2 separate regions of the Homo sapiens genome follow, and region 1 is linked to region 2. A link is an interaction called in ENCODE POLR2A ChIA-PET data of the cell type or tissue named here. Cell type or tissue: MCF 10A. All regions are shown on one strand. Each heading gives the region's core, and the rest is flanking DNA. Links, peaks and the distances in the headings are about the cores only. Region 1 overlaps LOC105372112 (a long non-coding RNA gene). Region 2 overlaps LOC105372112 (a long non-coding RNA gene).

Region 1 (9,375 bases), core at 879-8,878, 59 kb after region 2:
CTGGCTAACATGGTGAAACCCTGTCTCCACTAAAAATACAAAAAATTAGCTGGGCGTGGTGGCGGGCGCCTGTAGTCCCAGCTACTCAGGAGGCTGAGGCAGGAAAATGATGTGAACCCAGGAGGCGGAGCTTACAGTAACTCAAGATCGCGCCACTACACTGCAGCCTGGGCGACAGAGCGAGACTCCGTCTCAAAAAAAAAAAAAAAAAATACACTAAAAAATATCTGGTATTAGAGAAAGCATAGACATATATATTAATGGAAAAAATTAGAAAGTCCAGAAATAGACCCAAACAAATATGGTCAGTTGATTTTTTACAAAGGTATGAAGTCATCTCAATGAGAAAAGATGATCCTTTTAGCCAATGTTGTCAAACAATTGGATGTCCATATGCAAATGAATTAACCTCAACCCATGCAGCCTACCTTATTCAAAAATTCACTTTAAAAATGAATCATATGCCAAAGTATAAAATCAAAAACTATAAACCTAAAATTATAAAACACAGAGGAAAACATACAAGAAAATCTCCATGACTTTGTGTTAGGCAAATATTTCTCAGGTGCTGTATCAAAACTATGATCCAGAGAAGACAAAAATTGTTGTTAGACTTTACTAAAAACTTTTTAAAAGCACACTTAAGAGGATGAAAAAAAAAACAGGCTACACACTGGAAAATAATATTTGCAAACACATAAATAACTTGTATCCAGGTTACATAAAGAATTCTCAAATAAGAAAACAAGCAGTTGAATAAAGAAAAAAGGTAAAAGGTTTGAAAAGAATCTTTGAGAAAGAGAAGAAACATAGATGGCAATTAAGCACAGGAAAAGATGTTTGATGACACTTGTCATTAGGGAAATTCAAATTAAATCCACAATGAGATACCAGTAAACACTAGGATGGCTAAAATCAAAATAACAACACCACGTGCTATCAAGGACACAGAACAACATGTACTGCTGGTGGGAATTCAAAGTGGTACAGCCATAGAAAACAGGTGGCAGTTCCTTGTAAAATTAAATATATACTTAGCATACAACCCCGCAATCCTATTTCTAGAAATTTAACCAAGAGAAATGAAACCATACATCCACATAAATAAACTTTACATGAATGTTTATAGCAGTTTTATTTTAAGTGTCAAAAAATGGAAACAACACAAGTGTCTCTCAACTGAGGAATGGATAAATAATCCATTAGTACATCCATAGAGTAAAATACTAGTCAGAATAAAAGGAAACAAATCACTGATATTTGCAACAATGTGAATCGTTTTATAAATGAATGATATGGATGAATTTTGTTATGAATGAATGAGTCTTGTTGTGGATGGATCTTATCATGCTAAGTGAAAGAAGCCAGACTCAAAAGTCTACTCTGTGATTCCATTTCTATGACAATCTAGAAAAGGCAAAACTATAGAAACAGATCAGTGGTTTCAAGGGTGGGAGATGGAGAAGAAATTGACTACAAAAAAAAAAAAAAGTAACTTTCTGAGGTTATGGACCTGTTCTGTATCTTGATTATGGTGTTGGTTATGATCTGTATGTGTCTGTGCAAACTTGCAGAAATCTACATGAACATGGGTTAATTTTACTGTACCTAAATCGTACCTTCATGCATTCCCTTTAATCAGAAATCATGTATGGGAATCTATTCCATAGCATTAAAAAGCACCAATTGCCTGGGCATGGTGGCTCACGCCTGTAATCCCAGCACTTTGGGAGGCCGAGGCTGGTGGATCACTTGAGGTCAGGAGTTTGAGACCAGCCTGGCCAACATGGTGAAACCCCTTCTCTACTAAAAATACAAAAATTAGCTGGGTGTGGTGGTGGGCGCCATAATCCCAGCTACTCGGGAGGCTGAGGCAGGAGAATTGCTTGAACCCAGGAGGCAGATATTGCAGTGAGCCGAGATTGCTCCATTACACTCCAGCCTGGGCAACAAGAGCGAAACTCCATCTCAAAAAAAAAAAAAAAAAAAAAAAAAATCAACACAGAAGCATTGTTTATATTGCATAAAACAGAAACCAGTCTGATGGCCTATCAATAGAAACCTGTTTAATAAATGGTGGTGTAGCCATTTCAAGGAATAGTATTTAGCCATTTAAAAAGGCATACTATTTATGCCAGTTAACCTGGAGGGATTTTAATATGACATTGTTATGCAAGAATAGCAAGATACAGAAAGTCTATATAGAATGATGTTATTTAAAAAAAAATACACCACCATGAGTTAACCTATAGATGAGTTTGTATGATTGTGTGCACATGTATGAAGAAAGGTGTAGTGGGATGGGCACTAGTCTGTTAACATTGATGACTTGAGTTGGGGAGCTGGGAATAGAGAGTCAAGGTGAGTTTGAAAGAAAGGCGGGAGGGAATGGAGGGAGGTCAGGCTCAAAGGATGAAGGAAGGAAGAATGCCTAGAACTAGCCTGAGATTAGCTGTGACTACAGACCTCTCCTTCGCTGTGTTCTCTCCCCTTATTGCTGAGACTTTTTATCAATATCTCAGTCCCACCAGGAGAGGAAGAGAAAGGGATTTCAAAACTTCTCCCAAGGACCTGCAGCCTTCCTACCGCACAAGGGGCTGGGACTGGCATCACTCAGTTCTGCATCCCAGCCAGGATGTAGAAGGAAGCGTGTCTCTTTGCTGTGGGCTGTCTTCCCCCACTCCAGGACAAGGCGAACATCGTGGGGCTGGTGGGAGAGGACCACAGGCAGGAAGAGTTTGGGGAGGAGAGGCAGCTATGAGTAGAGCTGATGTCTTCTTGAGGACAGGAAGCAGTGAGGGCTGCCGAGGCAAAAGCCTCGCTTTCAAAGAAGCTGGAGCAGAGCCGGAGTCATTCTCTGATGAGCTCTGGACACAAGAGTCAGCCAACAAGCCCTGACACTCCCTTACCGTGCACTTAGCTCTGCACGAGTTGCTAAGGAGGAAATATGAGAAAATAGGTCTCATCCACCAGGGAATGGATCTCACAGGATTTACACTTTCATTCGCGGGACAAGAGTATTGCATTTAAAAAGTAAAGAGCACTCAAAGAGTGTTTATTAATACAAATGGAGCTCAGAAGAGAGGGGCCAGGCACAGGAATTTTTGAACTAGTGCCCATGCCCCTCTTTTGTCTTTGCCCTTGCCTTCCCCAGCTCTCACAGGTGGTGGCTTCAATTTCCTTGCCTGGGAGAATTTTGCAGCGGGGTGTCTGAACTTTCCAAAGTTGAGGAGAACGGGACTTGAGGAGTGGGATGTTCCTAGACTAAAATCAGTAATTAGGGAGTGGCCTGTGGGTCCCCAAATCAATAGAAACTTACAACCTGCTCCCCGAAAGCACCTCACACTGAGAGGCTCTCAGAAGGAATGGCTTTTATGGCACAGCAGGGAGGCTGGACCTTGGGCACTGGGCTCACCACAGAAGCCCGTAACTCAAAGGTGACCAGCAAGACACAGCACAGTAGATCCACAGAGGCCACACCTGCCAGGCAGGGGCATCCTCCACTGTGACCAGTAAGGACCCATGGCAAGAGGGGCTGGGAGCCTTTAGCCAACCCAGTGGGGGACCAGAGGGTGACCAAAGAAAGACCTGGGTTGAATTTCTGGACAGCCCAGTATGATGGGGATGTGAAGTCAGCATTGAGCCATTTTACAGAAAAGGAAGAACTATGGTATTGCTTGGGTACTCCAGTTGGTGAACTGAGCATCTTTGCAGTCTTCCGGTCCCAAGAGATCTGGAGGTGGGGATTATGGATGAGGTGGGGTTCAGTCTGACCTTGGGGACAATAACCAGGACTGGGGACAAAAGTAGGGACTAGAGTACAGAATGAGCAAATGTGATCGCCCAGGGGAGCAGGGAGCATGTGACAGGGACAGTGAAGAAACAGGCTTGGCTGGAGCCCAGGGTCCAAATCAGGGAGCAGAAAGAAAGCTACTTTCAATGTCTGTCTTCCTTATCATCAGAACACATCTATCACAGAACACTTGCATGCACAAGAGGTCCGGCTGCCTGTGAGGTCGTAGAGGAGTGAAATGCATGGCTGTGCCTTCCGTGAGCTCATGAGGTGGTTAAGATGATACACGCACATGCAAACAAGCACACCTAAGGCAGAGTGCTGCAGGAAGGACAGAGATCATTCGTGTGCGAGTGTTGATCCAGCCAGGGCTTCTTGAGAGTCTTCTTCACACCATACCAACCACTGCAGATGCAGAGGTGATTAATACAAGGCACCACCCTGGAGAAACGCCCAGAAATCACTCCCAGTGGAGGCAGGTTTCCTAGAACTGGTCCTAGAATGTGTGGCGGGATTTGGTGGGCATCCAGGGAGAAAGCGAGTGCTCCCCCACCTTCGGTACTAACGGCACATGGGGTCAAAGGCCTGGGGAACATCCTAGGTGAGTCAGGGGTGAGGTGGGCAGAGAGGGGGCCAGTCTGAGCAGAAGATCCAAGGGAGAGGAAAGGCAGAAGGGGCTGGAGAGGACAGTTGGGAGGAGATGACAAAATGTCCTGGATGGCACCCGAAGGCCTCTGGGCTTTACGCTGTGGGCCCCTGGAGCTACTGAGGATTTCTGATCTGCAGTGGGGCCTAAATGTGCCCCCACAAAAGCTCCTAACACTTCCAAGGTGAGTGGCAAATGGGACTGGGTGGGGCTGGAGTTTCCACGTGGGGAACGTGTCCCAGCAAATATCATATGTAGCCTGGTTATCTAGTGGCCATCTCTGAGTAGCCTCCCAGACATCCTGCCAGCCATGGACACCAGTGAGAGCCTGAGGACTCTGAGTCCTGAGGGAGCCCACTGTCCTCTGCAATAGGCTGATTTCAGGCATTCCTTTCTCCTTCCAGTCAGACAAGAAAAGATAACAGAGGGTCCCCATCACGGCAGCTTCTGTCCCCATTGTCACCTGAAAAGGGGAGAGTGATGAACCCCTGGGGCCCACAATAAATCTAAGTGCACTCCATGAGTCCCAGGATTACTCAGATGGAGTCTGGGCCAGCTAGGCCTGGTTGACCATCAACTTAACTGCAGGATGCACAAAATGTATCTTCAGGTGCCTCAGGTAAGGAAGGGTGTGGGGGTGTGTGTGTGTGTGTGTGTGTGTGTACCCACAAGGCTCCTGGTCACAGGGTGTTGGGTAATCCAGTCCTGATGCCCAGCCCCACAGCAGCTAAAAGATTGCAACAGGCATTGCCTTTGGATATGCCAGCAAGCAAACTCTCTGCAAGCAGGTCATTGTCCCCATGAACTCTGATGTCATGAACAAATTGCACCACATACTCCCTCTTCTCACAGAAAGTCCTATACAGCTGAAAGAAACCAAACACCAAAAGCAGCCTAGACTTTAGGCTGTGCAGCCATTCTCACCAACACTTAGGTACCCAATAAATGTGTGTTGATTTAATGGTAAAGGGGTAACAAAAAGACCCACCCCAGGGAGTTCTGTAGGACATGCCAGGGCAGAGGAGCTTTCCACACCTTACCTTGGGATGGTGGTAATGGTGGTAGAGGTACTGGTGTTGATGGGAAGAGACAGAAGTTGTGGATTTGCTAAATCAGAATTTGCAGGTTTGGGTTTGCTTTTTTAGGAGCAAAAATTAAAAATTTTAAAAAGCATAGGTTTGCTTTCTTGATGAGAATGAATGGATGAATAAAATAAAGTAGGAAAGAATTTCCAGGCCATTAACAATTAGGCATTAATATTTTCAAAAGCATCCCAGGTGAAGTCAAAGACTGAGAACCAACTGCCCCAAGGGAAGAGTCTCAAAGAGGAGCTTGTTTTCAAACCGAATTACATGCCTGGAATCAATCGATCAACCATTTCTGTAGAACCCACCCTTGAGCCACCACTGCACCCCAGATTCCTGCCTCTTTCTATGGGCTCCATTCCACATCACCCCCTTAAGTGCCCTGCTGCCCATTTGACTGCCAATCCCTTAGCACTTTCTTCCAGCCTCAGGTGTGAAAAACCTACGATCACTACCCACTGTCTAGACCCCACCACCTCCCACCCTGCATGCTTTGGGATCCTCCCCTGACTGCAAGAGGTAAGAAGAGTTTTTCGTTTTGTGTTTGTTTCCCAAGCATACAGGCAGCCAGAAGTAGGGAAAATAGGAGCATATTCAACATGCGACTGCCAGGTGCAAGGGCGAGCACCCGTTGGACCGCCGGCTGAGTACAGCCCTGCCAGGGCACCCTGCACTTGGAATCCTAAAATGCAAATTTCCCCTGTGGCAGCCCTGGCCTCTCCTGCAGGGGGCAGCCACTCTGGAAGGAAAGATGAGATTTAAATTGGTAATCAAGCACTGTACCAAATTGGACTTTGACCTTGTTCAGAATTCCACTGGTCCATGTTCCCTGACCCCCCTGCCCCCTGCTTCTGCCCAATTGTTCCCTTGAGTAGCTGCCTGCCATCCGAGGCAGTCAGGCGGGCTGTCGCCAGCTGCTCCTCCCTGGCTGCCTTCCACCTGGCCAGCTCAGAAAGCAGTGGAAATCAAGAAGCTTTGCCTTTCCAGCTTCTCTTGCTACTTCTGGGCCGGAACCAAGACAAGAGTGGTTTGGATGGGGCCTCGGCCCCGCCTGGGCCTGCTCATAGGGCATGGGAAGAGGGGAGTGCAGCCTCAGCACGTCCGTCACTCTCAGTGCATTCTTGGTTACCAGAGCAATTCCCAGACAAGGCTTGGAATGGCCAGCATGGCCCACCGGCCTGCTGCATCCAGGGCAGCAGCACAGAACCCACACTGATTTCTTCAAGCTCCCTCCACTGCCCCAGAATGCCCTCTGCTCTCACTGCAAAACACCGAGGTTTTGCTCATTTCTTGTGTCTGGAAGGTCTTCCATGTTCTCATCTACATGTCTAAATCCTACCCTTTCTTCCAGGGCTGGGAAACCGCTTGCTTCCTAGAGAGCACCTACCCTCTCCTATAGCCCCACCATTCTTCTCTTACCTCCTCAATCCATGATTCAAATCAAGTATCTGGGGCATTTAATCTTATTTGCCTTGTCCCATTGTTTCAAGTCTCATCTTCCCAACAAGATGGTAAGCTCCCAGGGACTGTGTATTACCTAGATTGGCACTGAGTAGGCCTACTAGGAATTAATGAATGAAAGAATAAATGAATGAGTAAACAGAGTGCTTTGGTCATTGAAATGCTTCCTTTATAAGCCCAGGAATTCTTCCCACCAAGAGAGCTAGCTCTTCTTTGCGTTGGCTTTCCTGGAGACCAAGCCTCTGGTGGAAACTGCCTTCAGTGCCTCCCAGGAAGCCAGGAAATGTCTCACCAGGAGTAACCAGTTAGCCAAGCAGCTGGACTTCTGCCAGTGTGCAGGGCACTAGTGAGTGCAGGGTGCATCTCCTGCCCTCTTTGATCTAACTGGGATGATAGAATGTGCTCACATGAAGCTTTGGTTTCCTGTCAACCTGCAAAGTCATGGCCATGATATGTAAATGCTGAGAGCAACAGGGTATAAGAGGGGCCTGAGCCAGGCCGTCTTAATCAGAGAGCACTCGAAGGACATAGCAAAGAGAGCTGTTGAGTGGAGGCAAGGAAGAAGCCCTCTCCTTCCTCCTCCCCAGCTAGATTCCTTCCCTGTCTACTTCCTCCACTCAGGTCAGCAAGATTCAAAGGATAGGGCCAGGACCAGGGATAAGATTGAGGATGGTCTGGAGGATGGCTGATTGACTCAGGGCATTAATCTAGGGGGCCAGGACCAGGGATTGGCCACATCAGAATGCAGGGTAGCCCCCACGTGTTCACTATTGATCCAAAAGGGGAAACAAAGAGAAAGAGGCTCAAAAAGCCAACCGAGGATGGGTGCAGTGGCTCATGCATAATCCCAGCACTTTGGAGGGCTGAGGTGGAAGAATCACTTGAGGCCATGAGTTAAAGACCAGCCTGGGCAACATAGTGAAACTCCATCTCCACAAAAATCAAAATTAGTCAGGTATGGTGGCACACACCTGTCGTTCTAGCTACTCGGGAGGCTGAGGTGGGAAGATCACTTGAGCCTAGGAAGTCGAGGTTGCAGTGAGCCATGACCATGCCATTGCACTTCAACCTGGCAACAGAGCAAGACCTTGTCTCAAAGAGAGAGCGAGCGAGAAAGTGAGAGAGTGAGTGCACGAGAAAGAGTTACAACACCAAAAGTACAATCTATTTTTTAAAATTGATTAATTGGACTTTATAAAAAATAAAAATAAAAGTCAGCAGGATAGAAGAATAGACAGGCAGGAAAGAAGATGTGGAAAGACAAGTGAGGTGTGAGCTGTTGCATTTTTGACACAGGGAGCCGGGGCTGGTAGGGCTGTTACTGACCTCTGTGCACATGACTTCCTTCTTCAATCTCGGAAGGAAGTCAGGAGCCAGGGGCCACGCTGGGGGCAACCCAGGCAAGGCGCATGCTCTGCAATGCCCCCTTTGTGCCATTACACACCTCTGTCCTCCCTGTGGCAAGGGCAGGAAGCCCTTCAGGTGACAAGAGGCCCATGCTTGTCTTCTGAGGCAAAGGAGAGGGGACTTGGAGCACAGAACATCAAGGGAAGAGGAGTGGGCAGGGACTGGCCTAGAGGCAAGCATGTGGAGTGGGCAAGGCGTGCCTGTGGGCCTGGAGAAACAGGGTTGAGGAGGCTTTCTGGGGCACCCCTAGGGACAAAAGGCCCCCGAGTTTTTCCTCAACAGTAAATCCCCCAAGGCACGGTGTGGGCCCTTCCACCCTGGCTCAGAGCCCTTCCCACTGTGTAAGCAGCGTCATCTGTCATCAGTGACTGAGCTGAGTGCCAGTTCTGCTCCTTTTATTACCCATGCATTCCCAGGAAGGGGCAAGGACCCGAAGCAGAAAGCAGCCCCTGTGGGCTGGCACTGTGGGCACACCTCACAGCTAACGCGGCACCTTTCTTTCCAGAGGATTTTTTTTTGGGGGGGGGGACAGAGTCTTGCTCTGTCACCCAGGCAGGAGTGCAATGGCATAATCTTGGCTCACTGCAACCTCCGCCTCCCAGGTTCAAACGATTCTCCTGCTTCAGCCTTCCAAGTAGCTGGGATTACAGGAATGCGATACCATGCCTGGCTAATTTTTGTATTTTTAGTAGAGATACGATTTCACCATATTGGTCAAGCTGATCTCGATCTCCTGACCTTGTGATCCAACTGCCTCAGCCTCCCAAAGTGCTGGGATTACAGGCGTGAGCCACCATGCCCAGCATTTCCGGAGGAATTTTATACAACCCCCTGTAAGACCACCTATCAATGGCAAAACTGTTGGTCCACAGAGCACGTGTCCAGGCCAGAGACAGCCCCACCTCTGGGGTGCACCTTTTCCTTTCATTTCCAAATGTCCCCCAAGGCCATGGAAGGGCTCTGCTCCCTCCAACAAAGGAACA
Region 2 (9,375 bases), core at 585-8,584:
TTTCTAAAAGCTGTAGATGTAAGAGACTGGAGAACAAGACATTGCTTTGCGACCAGAAGCTGAGACCAGCTACCCTTTGCCTCTGCATCCAGATCCACAGAACCCTCAAATCCCCACAGGGCAGGACACTCTCAACTGCCATTCAAGGATCCAGTTCTGTACTGGGGACCCAGACGGTTGAGTGGTGACCGTTACAAAACTGCTTGTTAAGGGAGAATGTGTACAGAGAAAAAAGACAGAATAAATGAAAAAGCAAGTACTCCAAGCCTCAAAATAAGCCTGTACATCAGAATTCCAAAACACATGGAGAAGCCCAGTGCTTACAAAGACAGTTCACAGATTTAATATTCAAAATACTAATTTACTCCAGATGAAATTAATTTTATAGAACCGTCTGACAAAGACTTCGATCAATATGCTTAGGGTGTTAAAGATATAAATGAAGGCATAACTTACGCAATCTAGAGGTTGTACAAGCAAAGTGTGTGACCTGAAACAAATCTCTAGTTTTGTACTCCCACTGTAAACTTTACTTGACTCCCAAATAAACTTTGAATTGAACGACTTTATTTGGTCCCTTCTTAGTTCCTGCCTCTCCCTGCTGCCTGGAATGCAGCTGTGCCATTAACCAAGAGGATGGGGACACTCCCTAGAGATGGTGGAGGGCTTAGAGGAAGGAGCCCAAGTCCCAGAGGGCTCCGTGGGAGAGAGAGGCCCCATCAGCCCTGGACTTTTTGGCTTGTCTTGAGGGTTTTAGTCACAACTGAACTTAATCCCAATTATATACACAGAGCAGTGCTATCTTTTTACGTGCATATATCTGTTTTCTTAGCTGGATTATATGGCCCTTGAGGGAGAAAGTGGTGTCTTAGAACTTTTTGGTATCTGCTTAATATCTGGCTTTGTAATACTTGGTTTTCACAATGGCATAGTCTAGGACCAAAATCTAGTGAGTGTATCTTACATGTTGGCTTTGTAAAAGTTGTAGAAACTTCGTGTCTATATCCTAAATCCCCAGCGACTGCCATAGGTTGGATTCATCTTTGTCAATCACAGACTCCAGGTCTAAATTTAGAACGAGTGTGCAATGTCTGGAAGCCTAATTCATTTTGGACACAGCTCAGCGCTGTCAGAAACTCTTCACGAGTCTGCTCTCCTCCACCCTAATTCACACCTTTTTTTGTTAATCCTCTGCTTCCTGCCTGGGACCCTGGGGACCCCCAGAAATAAACAGCTTAACTTGCACTGAAAACCCGTCTGCAATGTGTTGTTGTTGTTAACCAAGTGTGTCATCTAGCAGAGAAAACGCATCTATTTCATGATTTAAAATGTATACACATACTGGCGGTTTCACAGAATTCTCACCATTCAAGCTCATTCCTTTTATTCCTGGCTACTCACTCATTTCTTGGGCCTCATCCCCAGAGTGGCCTAAGAGGTGGCTGTTTCTGGTCTTGCTATGATAGATGAAGGGAGCAGTGCTTGCAGAAGTGCTGTGACTTCCTTAGGTGCTGGAGGGGGATGTGGAGGCTTGGACGCTGGAATTTTTGGTAGAACAGTTGAGGTAGGATTTGGGGAACATCATAATAGAATTTAGTTTTTTGAGAGGGAGTTTATCTTTTTAGAAAGCACAGATAGAACCCAATATGCCCTAGACCAGGGGTCAGGTAACTTTTTCCATTAAAGGCCAGATAATAAATATTGTAGGTTTTGTGGGCCGTATGGTTTCATTACAACTACTCAACCCTGCCATTGCAGCATGAAAGCACAATGAGTGTGGCTGTGTTCCAATAAAACTTTATTTGCAAAAAAGAGGCCAGAATAGGCCCACAGGCTGTAGTTAGCAGGCCCCTGCCATGTATCTCTGCCACGTATCACCTTGAGGACTCTTCTACAGGGGAATGGCAGTTTCTCCTTCCTTTGCCCAAGCCAGTACTCTGGGTCTGCCGTGCCACTCCATAGTCCCCACGGAGGCCTCACAGCTGGAAGAGGCTGCTGACAGGCAAAAGCCTCACCTGCCACAGCCCCAGGCCAAGTTTGTCCTTGCCAACATCTCCCTCTCTGTCCAGGGATGTCCAGTTATTTCTTGAAGGCCTCTTGGCTGCAGGCTCCCCAGCATGCCCTTCAGGGCCCAGCCAGGATGCCCACCAATTCCTGTGCTCTAGGACTGTGAGACCTCCTTGTCCCTTCCCCCACTGAAATCGACATGTTAGGAGGAAAGGTAACTCAGGCACCTAATCACCCTAAGGGGTGGTGCACCTGCCATACATCCATGCACTACTGATGCAATGGAACAAAGCTTCAGGCCTTCCAATGGCAAGAGAACCAGGTACATGGTGACCTAGAGTGTCTATGCACAAGGCTGGTTAACCTAACCCATCATAGGAGATGGTCTTGGGGCTGGGCTGCCCTGCCTTGCCTCCAAGTACATAACAGAGGCTCCCCTCAGGCTGGAACTCATTTAATGGTCCAGCTAGTGGTGACTTGGCCCAGGGGGGCTCCTGGTCAGTTTCCCATAAGGGCTCTTCCCAGAAAGGACATTGATATCTTCTGTTTGTCTGCCTATGGCGCCACTAGCAAAGGTATATGTACTACTGACCACGTGTCATAAGAACAGACTTGTTAGTTCTCTAAACTTTTGCATCCCTCAAAGAGCCGCTTGATCAGCTTGTAGCAGCTCTCCATCCCACACCCCTCCAGCCAACCCTCCAAAAGCCACATGGAACTTCTGCAGCAGGGGTTTGGGACCCTGCCAGTTACTGTGCATGGGTCAGCAGACACCACTACCTCCCAGCCAAGGTTCTTCCAGTTCTCTGCCCCCACACACTCTTCCTCTCGCCTGGTTTTTCCCTCACCTTACTCCCACCCAGCTAATGGCCAACTAATTCTGACAAAGCTACTTCCTGTTTGTTGTAGATGGCAATCACTGGGGAGCGGGTGGGGAGGAGTACTTATATAGCTAGAATATCAGGAATCATGGATCAGCTATGCAGAAAGTTTTGGGAAACCAAGTAGATTCAAATGACTCAGATGGGACTCATTTCTTCTCACTCCAGTTCTTTTGGTTTTCTAAGGCACTGTGGCCCTGGAATGCACAAGCAATTTCTCTTTCTATTCTGATCTTTAAAGAGGTTGAAATAGTTGTCACTTTCAGTTTTGCTTCAAATTTTTTATTCTAGCTTCCATTAGAGTTTTATTCATTGCTGGTGGATAAAAACTTTAAAAATATGATTATGTTTTAATTTCTGTCTTCTAGGATTGGGTGAATAGAGGTACAATACTGGACATATAATGAGACAATGAATGAAGTGCATCATTCTATCATTGTGAATTCACCACAGTGAGGCTGAGATGGGAGGAAGCTGAAGGGGAGCCATGGGCATCTGCTCATATTTGACTCTGGATCTCTGACCCAGCAAATACATAGGAGTCAATTTTAATACCTTTTTTTAAAAAAGTAATTTTAGACTATGGAAAATTATAAAGATAACATAGGTTTTCCATATATCCTTCACCCAGCTTTCCTTAATGTTAACATTTTACATGATACAAACGCTCCTGTTTCCAAAAGCAGAAAATTAACACTGATGCAATACTGTTAACTAAACTATAGATCTTAGTTGAATTTCAGCAGCTTCCCCACTAATGTCCTTTTTTTTCTGTCTGGGATCCAATGCAGAATCCTACACGGCATTTAGTCATCATGTCTGCTTGGTCTCCTCTGGTCTGTGAAAGTGTCTCAGTTTTGAGGTTTGTCTGATGTTTTCTTATGATTACATTGCGATTACTCAATCTTGGCAAGAACAACAGCAGGGACGCTGTATATTTCTGTGTGTGTCATATTGGTATACATGATGTCAGTAGGTCTTGTTACTTGTTAGCCTTGACCACATGGTTAAGGTGGTTTCTCCACTATAAAGTTACAATTTTTTGCTTTGTAAGTAATGAATATATTGTGGGGAGATACTTTGAAACTATGCAGATACCATGTTTCTCATCGTGCTTTTGCCTACTCATTTTAGCATCCCTCTCTGGTTCTTGCTAATTAGTGTGATATTTGCCAAATGTTGATTTTCTATTTTTCTCATTCCTTCTATATTTAATAATTGGAATTCTGTAAGAAGAAGCTGTCCCTTCTCTACCAATATTTTTTAAATTATTTACTTATAACAGTATGAATGAATGTTTATTTTATTCTACCTAGTAATCTATATTTATTTAGTTTAATCTTCTCATTTTTTATAGTATTACTTGAGTTCTCCCACCTTTGGCATTGGGAGCTCTTCCAGGCTGGGCCCTGTGTCCCTTGCCATGCCCCATCTCTTTTTGAGCACTTCCTTACTTTCTGGCATAAGATATTCCCAGCTTATGTCTTATTTTCCCTGCCCTAACCCTGGAATCAACCATTTCACCAATGAATGCTGCTTCCTTTTATTGGAGAATGGTATTTAGGAAACAAGATCTGAGCAGTAGGCATACTCATTGCTAATGGAATGTCATTCCTTCTAAGCCTCCTCAGCAGACAGACACAGAAAATACACACACACACACACACACACACACACACACACACATACACATTTATGCCTCTATTAATTTCTGTATTCATCTATCTGTATCCACATTATGTTTATTAATTTGTTCAATTCTAGTGTAGACATAAAATAACTTCAGAACTGAAGAAAAATTCCCTATGAGAAACAAATTTACGAACTAGAACACAATATTTGCATACAATTCTTTTTGCCCTTAGCCTTATAGTAGCCAGTGAAAATAGTAAATTTGAACTTTTTTAGTGTTTAAGGGTCATTTTAACATCTTTTTTGTGTGTGTGAAATGCCTGTTCATGACTTTCCCTCATTTTTCTATCAGGTTTTTGATGTTTTTGCCCTTCAGTTTTTGAGAGTTCTTTATATTGTAGGAATATTAGCTCATGGTTAGTGGTATATGTTGCAATTAACTTCTCCAATGATATCAGTTATCATTTGAATTTGTTTAGGGTGATATTTTTGTCATGAAGACTTGTGTTTTAAGACAGGGCCTCACTCTGTTGTCCAGGGTGGAGTGCAGTTGTGTGATCATGGCTCACTGAAACCTCAACCTCCCAGGCTCAAAACATCCTTCCATTTCAGCCTTCTGAGTAGCTTGGACCGCAGGAGCATACCACCACACCTGGATAATTTAAAATTTCTTCTGTGGAGATGGGGGTCTCCTTATATTATCTAGGCTGGCCTCAAACTCCTGCGCTCAAACAATCCTCCTGCCTCAGCCTCCCTAAGTGCTAGGATTACAGGCAGAGGTAACTGAGTTAACCTCTTACCTGAGGTTAACAGAAATTCGCCCACGTTTTTCTCTAGAACTTTAATGGTTTCATATTTTACATTTAGATCTCTAATCCATTTCAAGTTCATTCTTACATGTGATGCAATGTATGGTTCTAACTGTATCCTTTTCCAAGTGGAGATCCAGTTGTACCAGCATCATTTATTAAAAAACCCATCTTTGCTCTGGAATTTGAGATGCTGCTTCTATCATATGCTAAATTTCCATGTGAACTTAGGTCTATTGATGGACTTTCTATTATTTTCTACTAGTCTATATTTATATTCATGCACCAATATCATGCTTTTAATTTAAAGCAATTTATGTTATGTTTTAATGTCCAGTGGAGCCAGTGACCTCCATACTTTTTATTTTTCAGTGTTTTCCATCCACTCTTGCAGGCCTGTTTCTCTACATGAACTTTAGTATCAACTTACCTGAACACCCCAAGAAAAGACTTGTTGGAATTTTTATTGATAGTGCACCATGTTTCTCCCATAACCTACAGAGAACTGATATCTTTATGACATTGAGTCATCTTGTTCAACAATTGGAGCTATCTTTCCCACTTCTTAAAGCCTACTTTTGTGTCTTGCAAGAATGTTTTTAAAGTCCTTTTTGTAAAATTTGGATGTTTCTAACCAGAATAAGCTTAACAAAGTTTATACCAAAGTATTTAATATTTCTTATTGCTGTTATAAATGAAATTTTCTCTAACATTATGTCCTTTAACTGGTTATTATTTGTGTATATGATAGATATTGGGTTTTATATGTTAATTTTATTTTTATTTTTAGTATTTATGGGCACATAATAGTTGTACATATTTATGAGGTACATGTATTATTTTGATACAAGCATATAATATGTAATGATTAAGTCAGGGCAATTGGGTATCTATCACCTCAAACATTTATCCTTTGTGTTAAGAAAATTCCAAATCTACTTCTCCAGTTATTTTGAAATATATAAAAAATAGTTACGCTATTGTACTACCAAATACTAGATCTTATTCTTACTATCTAATTGTATTTTTGTACCCATTAATCAACCCTTCTTTCCCCCCTCAACCATATGTTAATTTTATACCCTGTTACTTTACTGAATTTTTTGTTGTTTGAGATAGTTTTATCATTGATTTCTAAGGCTTTCCAAGGACAGTAGCTGTCATGGACTGACTTGTGCTTCCCCAAATTTCACGTGTTGAAGCCCCAAGCCTCAGTACCTCAGAATGAGACTGTATTTGGAGATAGAGCCTTAGAGAAGTAAAGTTAAGGTGAGGCCTTTAGAGTGGGCCCTAATCCAATCTGATGTGTGTCCTTATAATTAGAGGAAATTTGAACACACAAAATAGAGAACAAGGATGGTCCTGCACAGAGGAAAGACCATGTGAGCAAGAAGAGAGCCATCTGCAAGCCAAGGAGAGAGGTCTCAGGAGTAACCAACCCTGCTGACACCTTCATCTTGGACTTCCAGCCTTCAGAACTTCAAGAAAATAAATTTCTATCATTTAAGCCACCCAGTCTGTGGTATTCTGTTATGGCAACCCTAGCAAACAAATACACTAACATATTGTCTGCAAATTGGGATAGCTTTTTTAAAAAACCCATTTTTATGCTTCTGAGTCAGGGGTCCCCAATCCCCGGGCCATGGAGCAGTACCGGTCTGTGGCCTGTTAGAAACTGGGCTGCACATCAAGAGGTGAGCCTGTGGCCTGTTAGGAATCGGGCTGCACATCAAGAGGTGAGCAGCAGGTGAGTGAGCATTAGTGCATGAGCTCTGCCTCCTGTCAGATCAGCAGCGGCATTAGATTCTCATAGGAGCGCGAACCCTATTGTAAACTGTGCATGCAAGGGATCTGGGTTGTATTCTCCTAATAAGAATCTAATGGCCAGTGAGACCATTCCCCACCCCCTTCACCCAGGGGAAAAATTGTCTTCCACAAAACCAGTCCCTGGTGCAAAAAAAGTTGGGGACTGCTGTTCCAAGTGATTTCTCTCATTTACTTTTATTAGGACACTAGCATAATATTGAATCATAGTGGAAATAGTCCTGATCTTTAAAAATGTACCTTTGGTGTTTTTGCAGGGGTTATGATTATGTGACCCAGAGCTGGAGGAATAAAATAAATATAGCTAATATTTATTGAACAATTGTAATTTCCTTCTCTGTCTTCACAGAGCATCCCAGCAAACACCCACCTCATTTCATCCCAAATGAGGGAAAAGCAGCTACATGTCTGACTTGAGTTTTGGACGGTGATAGTCCCAGTCATTTTAAATCAATCAAGATTGTCTTTGTACCCCATCACAAAACCGCACCCCAGTTTTTCTTCTTAGGCAAATCCATAGGAGATGGCCCACTAGGTAAAATCTCTGGGAACTCCAGACCATCTACCTTGGCAAAGTTTTATGGTACTGTCCAATAAAAATGCAACATGAGCCATATTTGTAATTTAAAGTTTTTAAATTGTCACTTTGAGAACATTAAAAGAAAGTGGGTTAAATTAATTTAACAATATATTTTATTTAACCTAATCCATTTGTAATATTATCACTTCAACATGTAATCAAATTTTACATTTTTTTCACACAAAATCTTCAAAATCTGCTGTGTGTGTAAAACATACAGCAGATCTCCATTTAGACTGCACACTTCAAGTGCTCAATAGCTACACGTGGCTGGTGGCTACTGTGTTGGGGAGCACAGGTTTAGGAGAATCAGTATTCCTATTTCTCCAAGGAAAAATGAAATTATATTTATTGAATACCAAGGCACCATAGTTGTTTTAATATACACGATCTCATTTAATCTTCATTATAATGCTATACAGCTGGTATGATCGCCCACATTTTACACATGACGCTGAAGATCAGAGATATTAACTAACTTCCCCAAGCTCACACAGTCATTTGATTTCAAAATTAATGCTAAGAACTATCTAACCACCTGGGAAAGACTGACTGAGCCTGCAGGCAGAGTAGGGAGAATGCAGCCAGAAATCACTCCATACTCACAGGAAAGAGAAGAAACAGCAATCATAACTGACTAGGAGCACAGTTTCCTCTGCTCAGAAGGAGGTTTACAAAGATGTCTAGTCCCTCCCCAGCACTTGCTGTCTGCACGCAAATTGCATACGTGACTATATCCTGTCTCACATTGCTTTCTCAATAAAAATGAGGTACCTCAACGAGACCTTCATTGTCTCAAAAGCGGGGATGTAAATTCCTATTTCTCTCCTTGTGTCCTCTACTCAGTAGAGATTGTGGGCATGATAGGTGCTCATGACTAATTGATAAAACAATAGGAAGTTTCTGTGTCTGACCCTGAATCTTATCCCATGGGTAATCTTTAGAAACAAAAAGGTATTTCCTATTTGCCTTTCTAAAGTTTTAGTCCCTGTTGCTCCAGTTCCAGGCAGTCAGTCTTGGTGTGGAGACAGCTTTCTTTGTCCCTAACATGAGCAAGACTTCCTGGTGGGAACTGGTGAATTGATTATATCTTGCACCCTGCACATGTATCTCTTCCTGGAGTTGAGCCAAAAGGCCAGAATGTAAACATTCAGAACCTCCCTTGTTTCACAATTTTTAAATTTTATACAGAGTCAGCTTTCTTGGTATCAAAGTTTACAGGAACCAGAGTCCACAGCCTGCTGGTAAATGGGCAATCGGGAGAGCCCATCAGCCACTTGGGAACAGCCAGGCATAAATTTTCTCCTGGCCACTGCCTCCACCGTGGCTATAGCTGTGTCCAGCACACACAGTAGTGCTTAAACAAATATCTGCTGGAGAGCAGATGGATGGAAGGATGGATGGATGGATGGATGGATGGATGGATGGATGGATGGATGTTTACATTAATGATAGGCCAACAAATGGTTGGAAGAATGGATGGAAAGATGGATGAAAAGATGGAAGAATGGGCCAGGTGCGGTGGCTCATACCTGTAATCCCAGAACTTTGGGAGGACAAGGCAGGCAGATCACGAGGTCAGGATTTCGAGACAAGCCTGACCAATAGTGAAACCCCGTCTCTACTAAAAATAGAAAAATTA

The links. ChIA-PET counts read pairs that join two places held together with the same protein. Peaks named below come from ENCODE experiments on the same cell type or tissue, not always from the same donor. Only the 100,000 strongest peaks of a DNase experiment are listed, where the experiment ranks them.
Region 1: POLR2A ChIA-PET joins it to region 2 with 7 read pairs; 3 of 35 experiments call an interaction of 5 or more read pairs at or near these places.

The regions. Positions count from the first base shown.
Region 1 is chr18:49,626,257-49,635,631 of GRCh38, reverse strand. All of the region lies in intron 1 of LOC105372112 (a long non-coding RNA gene), which reads right to left. Among named protein-coding and RNA genes, the nearest start is that of LIPG, 69 kb to the right of the region's middle. In MCF 10A, for the core only: no CTCF peak of the experiment used is centred there; a DNase peak (open chromatin) is centred at 7,291.
Region 2 is chr18:49,684,921-49,694,295 of GRCh38, reverse strand. All of the region lies in intron 2 of LOC105372112 (a long non-coding RNA gene), which reads right to left. Among named protein-coding and RNA genes, the nearest start is that of ACAA2, 120 kb to the left of the region's middle. In MCF 10A, for the core only: no CTCF peak of the experiment used is centred there; DNase peaks (open chromatin) are centred at 2,975 and 3,755.